2 separate regions of the Homo sapiens genome follow, and region 2 is linked to region 1. A link is a contact called in ENCODE Hi-C or POLR2A ChIA-PET data. All regions are on one chromosome and are shown on one strand. The core of a region is the stretch at or near the end of the contact, and the rest is flanking DNA. Distances in the headings are between cores, read along the strand shown. Region 1 has its middle 11 kb from the start of RASA3. Region 2 overlaps CDC16 (cell division cycle 16).

Region 1 (5,214 bases), core at 1,178-3,677:
CACACACACTCCCTCACATGCACACACCCTCCCTCACTCACACACGCTAGCGCACACATGCACACACACACTCACTCATACGCGCGCACACACACTCCCTCAATGACACGTGCACACACATGCGCACATACATACTCCCTCCCTCACACACAACCTTACACACAAATTCCCTCACATGCACTCACACACGCACACACACTCCCTCACACATACACATACAAACTCACATGCACACACCCTCCCTCCCTCACAGACACACATGCACACATGCTCACACATGTCCTCACATGCCCACACCCTCCTTCATTCGCACACACACACCCTCCCTCACTCACACATGCAAGCACACACGTGCACATGCTCACACACATCCTCACACACTTCCTCACACACCCTCACCCACATGCACTCACACACATGCACACACACTCCCTCACTCATGCACACATACACAAGCATACTCACGCTCATACATGCTCACACACCCTCCCCTCCCTCACACCCACATGCACACACTCGCACATGCACATATGGTCACACAGTCCCTCACACACACACTCCCAGTCCCTCACACACACAAGCACACACACAGACATGCACACACATTCATGCACTTCCTCCTTCACACACATTCATGCTCCTCACACAAATACACCCACATGCACACATGCACACAGACACACTGGTACACACACACGGACACCCACATGCACACACACACAAGCATACCCACATGCACACATACAGACACTGACACACACATGCGCACCCACATGCACACATACACATAGACACACTGATACTCTCACACACCCACATGCACACAGACACACACACATGCACACCCACATATACACAGACGCACTGACAGACTCACACAGACTCACCCATACACATACACTGACACACACACCCCCATGCTCACACACACACTGACACACACGCTCACACCCAGTGTATGTGCAGCTGGTGCCATCCGCCCTCAGGGCACTTGATCCCATCGGTGACCACTCCTTGCTTTGCAAGATGCTGCTGTTGGGGGAACTGGGCAAAGGGGCTGCTGTTGGGGGAACTGGGCAAAGGGAACAGGCACTCTCCGTGTTATTCCTTACGACTGTGTGTGAATCTGCAATTATCTCAAAAGAGAACCGTTTAAAGCAAGAGGACTATGTGGGAGTGGACACCAGCTCCCTGGCCCTGTCCTGCTCTTGCGGCAGCCCCCACCTGCCCGAGGCCTCCGCTGTGGGAACTGGAACCTCCCTCACAGGAAGGGCGTGACCTCGTGTTTACCAGCCCTGCCCTGAGCGCAGAGCCCTTCGTGGAAATTGGTGCCTTGTTGTCATGAGAGGAAGGTTGAGGCCAGGAGAAACCTCAAGTTCTTGTGGGCATGGTGCTGCCTCGCGGTTTGACTGCAGGAGGCCTTACGGCGGCTCCGAGATGGGTGGCTTGGCCTGGAGCAGGACGAGCCAGGGCGAGGGCAGCTGCTGGGCGCCGTGACCCTGGCTCCTGCTGCAGGCTTTCCTCTGGGCCCCCTGTTCCAGAACCTTCTCCCTCTCAGGCCACCTGTGTCTGTGCCCCTCAGGAAGCAAGCAGGCTTTCTGCAGACCAGGCTCTCTCCACCCTCCAGGAGGCGTGGCTGTCAGGGCAGCTGGCTGGCGCCCCACTGCTCTCCAAGCCAACCAGCACCAGGTGTGAAAGGAGTCAAATGTGTCCCAACGTATAAACAATGTTTATCCCGACTAGACAGGCCACATCCTGATGTTTTACATTCTGTTCTAGCTTCCTAGACTAACCTTGTGTACTCAGCTTCTAAATGAGTGTCGGGCCCCTCAAGTAGATGCCGTGAGCAGCTGCTGTGTGCACGTATGTGTGTGCTTGTATGTGTGAACGACAGTGTGTGAGTGTAAGTGAGGGAGTGTGTGTGTGTGAGGACGTGTGAGAGCATGTGCGCATGTGCCGAAGGTGCCAGCTCAGGACAACCAAGCATTACGTGTTCAGGAATTTTGCAAGCTGGTTGTTAAACAGAGCCATTACTAAAAATTCAATTCGATGGGCTTATAGAGTTTATAAAATTGCACGAACCCATGCTCTGGGGTCGCTGACATCTGTTCTATGGAGGAAATACAGTCACGCACCACATGACAATGTTTTGATATGGAGGAAATACAGCCACGCACCATATAACAATGTTTTGATATGGAGGAAATACAGCCACGCACCATATAACAATGTTTTGATATGGAGGAAATACAGCCACGCACCATATAACAATGTTTTGGTCAAGCAGGGTGGTCCCACAGGATTGTAGCACCAGATTCTTACTGTCCTCTCCCGGGTTAGTTGTGTTTGGACGCACATACACCACTGTGTGGCAGTCGCCTGTGGCATTCGGTACAGGAGCCTGCACACAGGTCTGTGGCGGAGGAGCGCTGGCTGTACCTTGCAGCCCAGGCCTACAGGGGGCCCGGCCATCCAGGCGTGTGTAAGTCACTGTGAGGCCCGCACAGAGAAATCGCCCAGCCATGTATTTCTCAGAGTGCATCCCTGTCACAAAGCCACGGTGAGTGTGAACGCAGGGAGCGCTGCCTGTACCTCCTCCCACCTGGGAGTGTCTCATGCCCTCCCCCAACCCCGTTTTTTCCTGAGTCATTTGTTAAACCTTGGCCTCGCTTGTGACTGGCAGTTTGAAATGCCCTATTCAAGTCAACTCCCCTCCCTGGCCCACGCCACCTTCGTGTTTCCTGTGAAGAGGCTGAAGGGAGGCCATGGGGGCCCAACGTGTGACCAGTGGGTACTCAGCTGGGAGTGGTGCACATTCCAACTCAGGGTCCAGAGCTGTCACCCCACAAGGTCCTGCCTCTCGACTCATGCCCACCCCAGAGGTAAGGACCGTCTGCCCACAGCCTGGGCTTCCAGGCGCTGCAGCTGGGAACTGTCACCCCACCTGGAATGGTCCCCTGAGATGTGGCTCTGTCAAGGGCTGGGGACAGGTTCTGGCTCCGGGCACGTGGACTCTCGCCCACCCAGGTCCAGGACCCAAGGCACAGAGGCTGGGCTGATTCCTGGGGGCCTCGCTGTGCCCTTCCTGCACAGCCCCTGGGGGATTTGCAGGGTGTGGGGTCTTTGTGGGGCCTTGTCCTTCAGAGCTTCCTATTTGCCCCTTTCAAATTGGTTGAAGAAACCTTGGGGAGTCAGGAGAGAGCCGAGAATCAGGACTGAGTGAGAACAGCGAGCTGCCCTCCAAGGCCGCCTCTGACTGGGGAGGCTTCCGCGTGGCTGTGCAGTCACTGGGCTGATGAGGCTTTCCGCCCTTACAACACAGGTTCAACTACAACACCTCAAACTCAACCCCAACAGCTATGAAAGCAGCATCGGGGAATTGGAACGAAATCACTCCCGATCCCACCTCTGCTACATCCGAGCCATGTCTGTTCCTGCATTCATTTCCTGCAATTTTACTCCCCAGCATTCGTGTTTTCATGTGGTTCTAACTAAGGCCCTAGAGGCTACAGCCCCACGCCGTCCTTGCAGAAGCTGTAGCTCATCTCCTTCGCTATTTTAATTGAATGGGCACCAAGCGTTTGCCCTGGACCACCTGTGAAAGGCACCGAGGGAGAAGCCATGGGCTCAAGACCCCCCAGCCAGGGCTCGCCTTAGGACCCTTTACATATTTGAAGGGAGGCCAGGAAGGTGCAGCCACAGTTTCATTCTCTTATCACTCTGCCTGCATTTTTCAGGTTTCAATAAGAGCAGATATAATTAGAGGGGCTCTGTTCCTCCTGGAGAAAGAACACTGCAAATTACAGGGTATCTCTAATGAGCCATGGACCGGAAGACAGCATCACTGACCCCTCATCATCTCAGGCTCTCCTCTTGCCACTCCCACCATGACTGGCTGGATGACCAAGCAGGGGCCTGAGTGTTCAGCTACAAAGACAAGCAGCTCCATGCAGCCTTCAGAGAGGAAGAGAGGCAGGTGGCTAGAGAGCCCCCTGTGACAGATGGGCTGGTCCGGGCAGGAGGAAGGAGGGCAGGGGCTGGAGAGTCCCTGGGGACCAATGGGGCTTCTTGGCCTAAATGCCACGGGTGGGAGCTGGGGCAGCAGGGGTTTGTGAGGCACTCACCTGGATTATCTGTCATTGTTGTAGCTCATACAGTCCAAGGACCTCAGACTATAAATGTGTGGTGGTGAATTAACTACCTGTTGTGATGTTATCCTGGTCCTGTGAAGATTTACAAGGAGCCATGTCACTTCTCTGCCAAAACCCTGGACTGTCCTCCTGTCCCCCTTGGCACAAATCACAAAGCGCCATCGTGCACACAGGAGCCCGGGGGCTCAGGCGTCACCCAGCAGCTCCAGGCCTCCTGGCTCCAACCCTCTGCCTTCTTGCTTTCCCTTCAGCAGAACGGGTCTCTCCCTTCCCGGGGCCTTTGCACATTCCCCCTGTAGGAATGCTCTGTCTTGCTCTCTGCAGGAATTCCCTCTGCAGCAATGCTCTGTCCCCAGGGATCTGTGTGTTGCTTCTCTCTGAGGACACCTGCGAGCGAGATTTCCTCGACTACACAACGTCAAATAACTGGCCCTTACCTGCATCTGCCCTGCTTTATTTTCCTGAGTAACACGCACGTAACACGCGTCACCACCTGGCCTGCTCACTGATGTGACTGCTCATTGACCCTCCCAGACTCAGTGGGGTGAAGATATCTCATTCCTAATTGCATCTCACTTAGCAGTAATAAACAGAACACGAATCTGCATTCAACGGTCGATGCTTCCACAGTGTTTCCTCCAATACTCGAGAATCTGCTCCACAGGTAAACGGACTTCTCCAACTGGTGATAGAAATGGTGGTGCCCGTGGTGGTGGGAACCCACACCCACCCTCAGACTCCAACTCGCGCATCTCCGCAGGCCCAACAGCCCCCGCTCCAGTGGCGCAGAGACCCCCGAAGGCCGGCACCTGGACGTTCCCCTTGAGCTATTCACTTAAGAAGAAAAAACAGTCCAGTCTCCATAGGGCACTCTTCTCATCCATTCTGAGAATTGAAAATCAGGCTTTTTGTTTGTTTTGTTTTTAACCTCAAACAGCACTGTTTCTAAACCACGGGGAGTGAATCCAAATCTGAAGACAGAATATGGACTGAACTTCGGGGCTCCCTGGGCTGCTGGCTGTCAGCTCACCTGTGCCCACCTACCCCGTGCCCACCTGCTTTA
Region 2 (5,214 bases), core at 2,610-5,109, 120 kb after region 1:
TTGAAAGTACTTCTACCAGGTGTAAATATTTTTAAAGAATTTGTCATGACCTTCTGTAGAGGATATAATCTTAATTTGAGTTATGACTCTAGATTAGAACCAAAGCACACACCAAGCAATCAGTATTTATTGATGTTCTGAGATCATCATCAAGGAAAGATTGTCTTATTACACTTGCTTTAATGCAATCACTGATCCCAATCGTGTGAACAGATGAAAATTCAATTAAAAAGTAGTTCTGACTCTGCCTAGAACTGTCTCAGAAGGTGGGAAAATTGAATCAATACACAGGGCATTATTCATAACTCTTCTGCATAGAACTGATTATAATGGGAATTCACAGAAGGGAGAGCATTTATGTTAGAAAAGTCAGAGGTAGCTTCATAAAGGGAAGTAGAAGTTGAACCCAATCTTGAAGGATAAATGGTGGTGAGTAAATAAGAGGAAGACCAGTGTCGGCTGGGGCATGACATTAGCATCAAGGAGGAAGACAGCACCACAGAGACCTGCCCTTTTGCTTTAGAGAGTTTTTGTTTTTTTACTGTGGAATAATAATGAAAATTAAAGGTAAATAAGTTGCAGATAGATTCTAGAAGTGGCAGCTGATTAGTCCAAAGCCCATTAGGCATTCATTAAATATTTGTAAATTAAGAGAAAAAAGTAAATGCTGTGTTTTGGCTACCTTTAAATTATTTTGCAGATAGGATTTGAAGTTGACAGATTAATTTCTGCTAAATCACAGTTTTTGGTGTTGAATATGTGAAATTTTCCAATTTTTTAGGTGTCATTTGCCTATGCTGTATATTGGATTAGAATATGGTTTGACCAATAACTCAAAACTAGCTGAAAGGTTCTTCAGCCAAGCTCTGAGCATTGCACCGGAAGACCCTTTTGTTATGCATGAGGTCGGCGTGGTTGCATTTCAGAATGGAGAGTAAGTACTGGAAGACCAGAAACCCTTCTGTTAACTAGTGATTGTAAATACAGTAGGTGATCACTAGAGTTCACTGACAAAAGCGACTCTTCAGTAGATTTGTACTTTTAAATGTTCTATTTTAGGAGAAGGAGATAGAAAAAAAAGAGAGAAACTGTTATCTTGGATTTCCTTAAAAATTCTAAACCCAGGTTTTGGTCTTTTTTTGATCTGAGCTACCACTTCTTTTCTTACATGATTGGACAGTTCAGATTACACATACCCCACAGTGTGGCTGGGGGCACTGTGGAATCCTTAGTTATCTCTGTGTTGATAAGGAGTTGAATTTACGTATTTGAGAAGAATTTGACATGGTTTTTGAAACAAAAGTGTTTTCTATTTAGTTACTAGTAAGTCAGAAAATTTAATTCCTGGTCAGTGTAGGCTTTACTGTACTCTAGAATATTTGTAGAATAAGTGATTTGGTGTTATACTCAAAGAGAAAAATGTATGTAATCCTTTGCATTTCATGATATACAAATTTTAAAATGGTAAATTAGTTTCAGTTTTTTTTGGTTTTTGTTTTTGTTTTTTTGAGATGGAGTCTCGCTGTGTTGCCCAGGCTAGAGTGCAGTGGCGCATTTTCAGCTCACTGCATTCTCTGCCTCCCAGGTTCAAGCGATTCTCCTGCCTCAGCCTCCTGAGTAGCTGGGATTACAGATGCCCACCACCACGCCCGGCTAATTTTTGTATTTTTAGTAGAGACAGGGTTTCACCATGTTGGTCAGGCTGGTCTCGAACTCCTGACCTGGTGATCCGCCTGCCTCAGCCTCCCAAAGTGCTGGGATTACAGGTGTGAGCCTCCACGCTCGGCTGTAAATTAGTATTAATACTACTACAGTGTCATTTATGGCATGTATGTGTTCTAAAAAATGGGTTATCTAGGTATTTTTTAAAAGTTTGAAGCTTTAAAATAAATAGTAATCTTTTAATATAATACAGTAATCATCAGTATTTGCGAATTTGCCTACTCATTAAAATTTATTTGTAACCGCCAAATCAGTTCCTGAGGTGCTTTCTGAGCCATTGGCAGACATGCCCAGGGCTGGGAGAAAGCTGGGTCTCCTGGCACACACACTTCCAGCTGGAGTCTAAGAAGGCAACGCTCTGCCTTTTTTCCCAGTTCAACTATAAACCAGTGTACTTCTTGTGGTCTATTTAGTGCCACAGTTTTCACATTTTTGTGCTTTTTGTTGATGATTTCACTGTTTTGAAATAATCCCCAAGCTTAGTGAAATGCTATCTAGTGTTAATTGTGATACACTTTTGTGTTACAGAGGAAACACATGTATTAGAGAAGCTTCATTCAAGCAGGCATCAGTATTTATAGTGCTGCTGGCCCTGACTTCAATATTGATGAATCAACAATATGTATCAAATAAGACGTCTTTAAATAGAAACACACATAAAACAAGGTTACGCATTGATCAATTAGAGAAAATGTGACCAGAGAATTGCAGGAATCTAACTGTATTTCCCCTGGCAGCCGCGGTTCAATATTTGCTAACTCAGTGTACACAGTGACTTTATAGAACATAAATACTGTGGTTGGGTGCGGTGGCTCCCGTCTGTAATCCCAGCACTTTGGGAGGCCGAGATGGGCATATTGCTTGAGGCCAGGAGTTTGAGACCAGCATGTGCAACATGGCGAAACCCCATCTCTACTAAAAATACAGAAATTAGCCAGGGATGGTGTTGTACACCTGTAATCCCAGCTGTGTCAGGAGGCTGAGGCACAAGAATCACTTAAACCCGGGAGGCAGAGGCTGCAGTGAGCTGAGATCGCACCACTGCACTCCAGCCTAGGTAACAGAGTGAGACTCTTAAAAAAAAAAAAAAAAAAAAGGAATATAAATACTGTATCTCCCAAAATCTTGAAATCTTGAACTCTTGATATTAATGCCGTAAAATTAATCATTTGTGACTTAACTTTGAATTTTTATAATTATTTCCAGCAGTTTACCCCATTGCATTTTAGTACTACTAGAAAGGTAATCAAAAATTTTTTTAAAGTTTATATTTGCTAATTTCGAATAATCTGCAACCTTTTTTCCTTTCATTTTAGATGGAAAACAGCCGAAAAATGGTTTCTTGATGCTTTGGAAAAAATTAAAGCAATTGGGAACGAGGTATTCTTTGTAGTACCTGTAAATATACACATATACACCCCTGAGTGTTTACTGTTAAATGAGGAAAACAACACAGAAATCTCTTGCCTTCGAAGATAGTAACCTGATATTTTCATAACAAGCGGCTGTTAATGTTTGCATTGTCAGTTAACTGTTTTACCACATGGTAAGAAATGAGTTTTTTCCCTAAGAGGGCAAGTGTTGGCGTTTGCTTCTTAAATGGGCTCTAGCTTTGAAACGTGAGAGGCATCAGAATAGATTGGGTGATTATTTGAAGCTAGGAATAGTCATTGGGTCACGGAAACAATTGGGCACTGTAGCGTCAGATGTAATATTCCTCTAGAACTTCAGAGAGCTTCTTTGACTGAAGGGTAAATAAAGTATAGCAGCAGGTCCCACTTCTGAAAGGATAGGGATGGGATAGGTATTACTGAAATTCACACCTTTTGTTGCTGTTACTGCATACTGAGTGTGTATTTGGGCCTTTCCATTTTAAAATATTTGACTGCTTCTGTTGTATGAACGATCCCGTGAATTGGTGCTTATGAGTTAACCTAACAATTATCAAGGATGTGTATATACTGATATTACTTAAAAGTAGTAACAGTTTTAGATACCATAAACTTGCATAGTAAGAGATTTGCATGATGCTCTTCTGTTTCATTCGTGCCTGTTTTGTTTCATTCTATTCTGATTTTCACTTCTCAGCTTCCTGCTGTTACTGTTTGTGCACACCTGCCCACAGTTTTCTTCTCCCTTGGCTGTTAGCTCTCTCTGCTGTTACAGACACAGCTTTGCCTCCCTGCCAAGCGATCTGCCTGTCCCCATAGACACAGCTTTGTTTACTTTGGTCTCTCATGTCATCTGAACTTATAAACACTATTTCTGTGTTTGCACATGCGTGTATATAAAGCAGGTGCCTCTGTCGCATAGTCTTGGGTAGTTCTGGATAATCCAAGTGTTTTGTTAATAGGGGATTGCCACTTGCCACCTTGTCAGTTTTCTAAGAAGTGACTGCCTTATGCCCCAGACGGGCTCAGCAGCATCAGCATCACCTAGAAGCCTGCTAGAAGTGCAGAATCTCAGACCAACTGAATCAAAATCTGCAGTTTTAGCGTGATGCCCAGGGGATTATCACGCACAGAAAAGTTTTGAGAAGCACTTTCCTAAACCATACTTAAGTTGAGCCTGTATTCTTTGATGATTAAGGGGCACTAAATTTAGAGTCTTACAGAAACTTAATGGTTTTAAGTATGAAAGCACAACACTATTGAAATGTCAAAATGCTCATTAAAAAGTTATACGAAGAGGGGGAAAATATTGACTTTATTAGAAACTGCAGCAAATGTCAAAGAGAAACAGTCATGCCTAAGAGTCATTAAATGATTTGTTTTTCATTCACATGGGCTGTGCCTCCTAGAACTGGTCTCAATAGAGTTAGAGAATCTGTGGCTCAGGTCTGTTCATTCATTTAGTTGACATATATTTAATGAGTGTCAGCCATGCCATAGGCTCTGAGCTAGGCCTTGGGATGCAAAGGGGAATGAGTTTACTATTTCCTGACCTCAGATCAACTGGCGAATGTAAGTACGTAAATTGACAGTGAAAATACGGTGCAATTGAGGAACTAAAGGTGCCCACAGAGAAAGGCAGTTCACCCAGAAATGAGCCTTTTGCATACACCTCAGTCCTGAAAGTCATCAGACATCAGCTAGGCAAAAATTAGGGCAAGGGTATTCCAGTGTTTGCAAAAATTGGAGCTAATTCATTATGGCTTGGATTTTGAGTTCACAGAGAATGTCAAGGAGTGGGTCAGGAGGGTTAAGTGTGGATCACTAAAGGCCCAGAATGAAAGAGTTTGTGCCTTATCCTGAGGAGAATGGGAAAACAAAAGGGATTTAAGAAGGAAACAACCCGGTCAGACTTTTATGATTGGGGCCCAGATTTGACTCTGTTAATGAGGAAGGTGAGGACTAAATAGGTTGGAGTTATGCCTAGCAATTAGAAGGAACCAGCCCTGGTGTGCCTCATGGAAGGGTCAGAGGGGGTGGGGGTGCCATTCACTGACTGGAGGGGCACTCAGAAGCAGTGAGGTCAGGGGCTGGGATGGCC

What was found. A loop is a pair of places that touch in the nucleus more often than their neighbours do. ChIA-PET counts read pairs that join two places held with the same protein, here RNA polymerase II (POLR2A). Pooled maps may share reads with other maps.
Region 2: a loop to region 1 is called in a map of natural killer cell, with 2.5 times the contacts of the local background. The contact joins two enhancer-like sites. A Hi-C loop is called at or near these places in 1 of 168 maps with a recorded cell type or tissue (natural killer cell) and 2 of 50 pooled maps. POLR2A ChIA-PET finds 5 or more read pairs at or near these places in 4 of 52 experiments (CD4-positive, alpha-beta T cell, Caco-2, activated CD4-positive, alpha-beta memory T cell and 1 more).

The regions. Positions count from the first base shown.
Region 1 is chr13:114,141,469-114,146,682 of GRCh38, forward strand. No RefSeq gene overlaps it. Among named protein-coding and RNA genes, the nearest start is that of RASA3, 11 kb to the left of the region's middle. RefSeq lists an enhancer at 1-166. Within about 2 kb of position 2,428, at least 16 of the 41 ENCODE cell types and tissues checked have a DNase peak (open chromatin) inside an H3K27ac peak, as active enhancers do.
Region 2 is chr13:114,256,297-114,261,510 of GRCh38, forward strand. It overlaps CDC16 (cell division cycle 16), which reads left to right. Exons shown (of 18, transcript NM_001078645.3): 13 at 782-934; 14 at 3,039-3,102. The region is part of intron 2 of LOC105370384 (a long non-coding RNA gene); the gene reads right to left. Among named protein-coding and RNA genes, the nearest start is that of MIR548AR, 14 kb to the left of the region's middle. Within about 2 kb of position 3,860, at least 5 of the 41 ENCODE cell types and tissues checked have a DNase peak (open chromatin) inside an H3K27ac peak, as active enhancers do.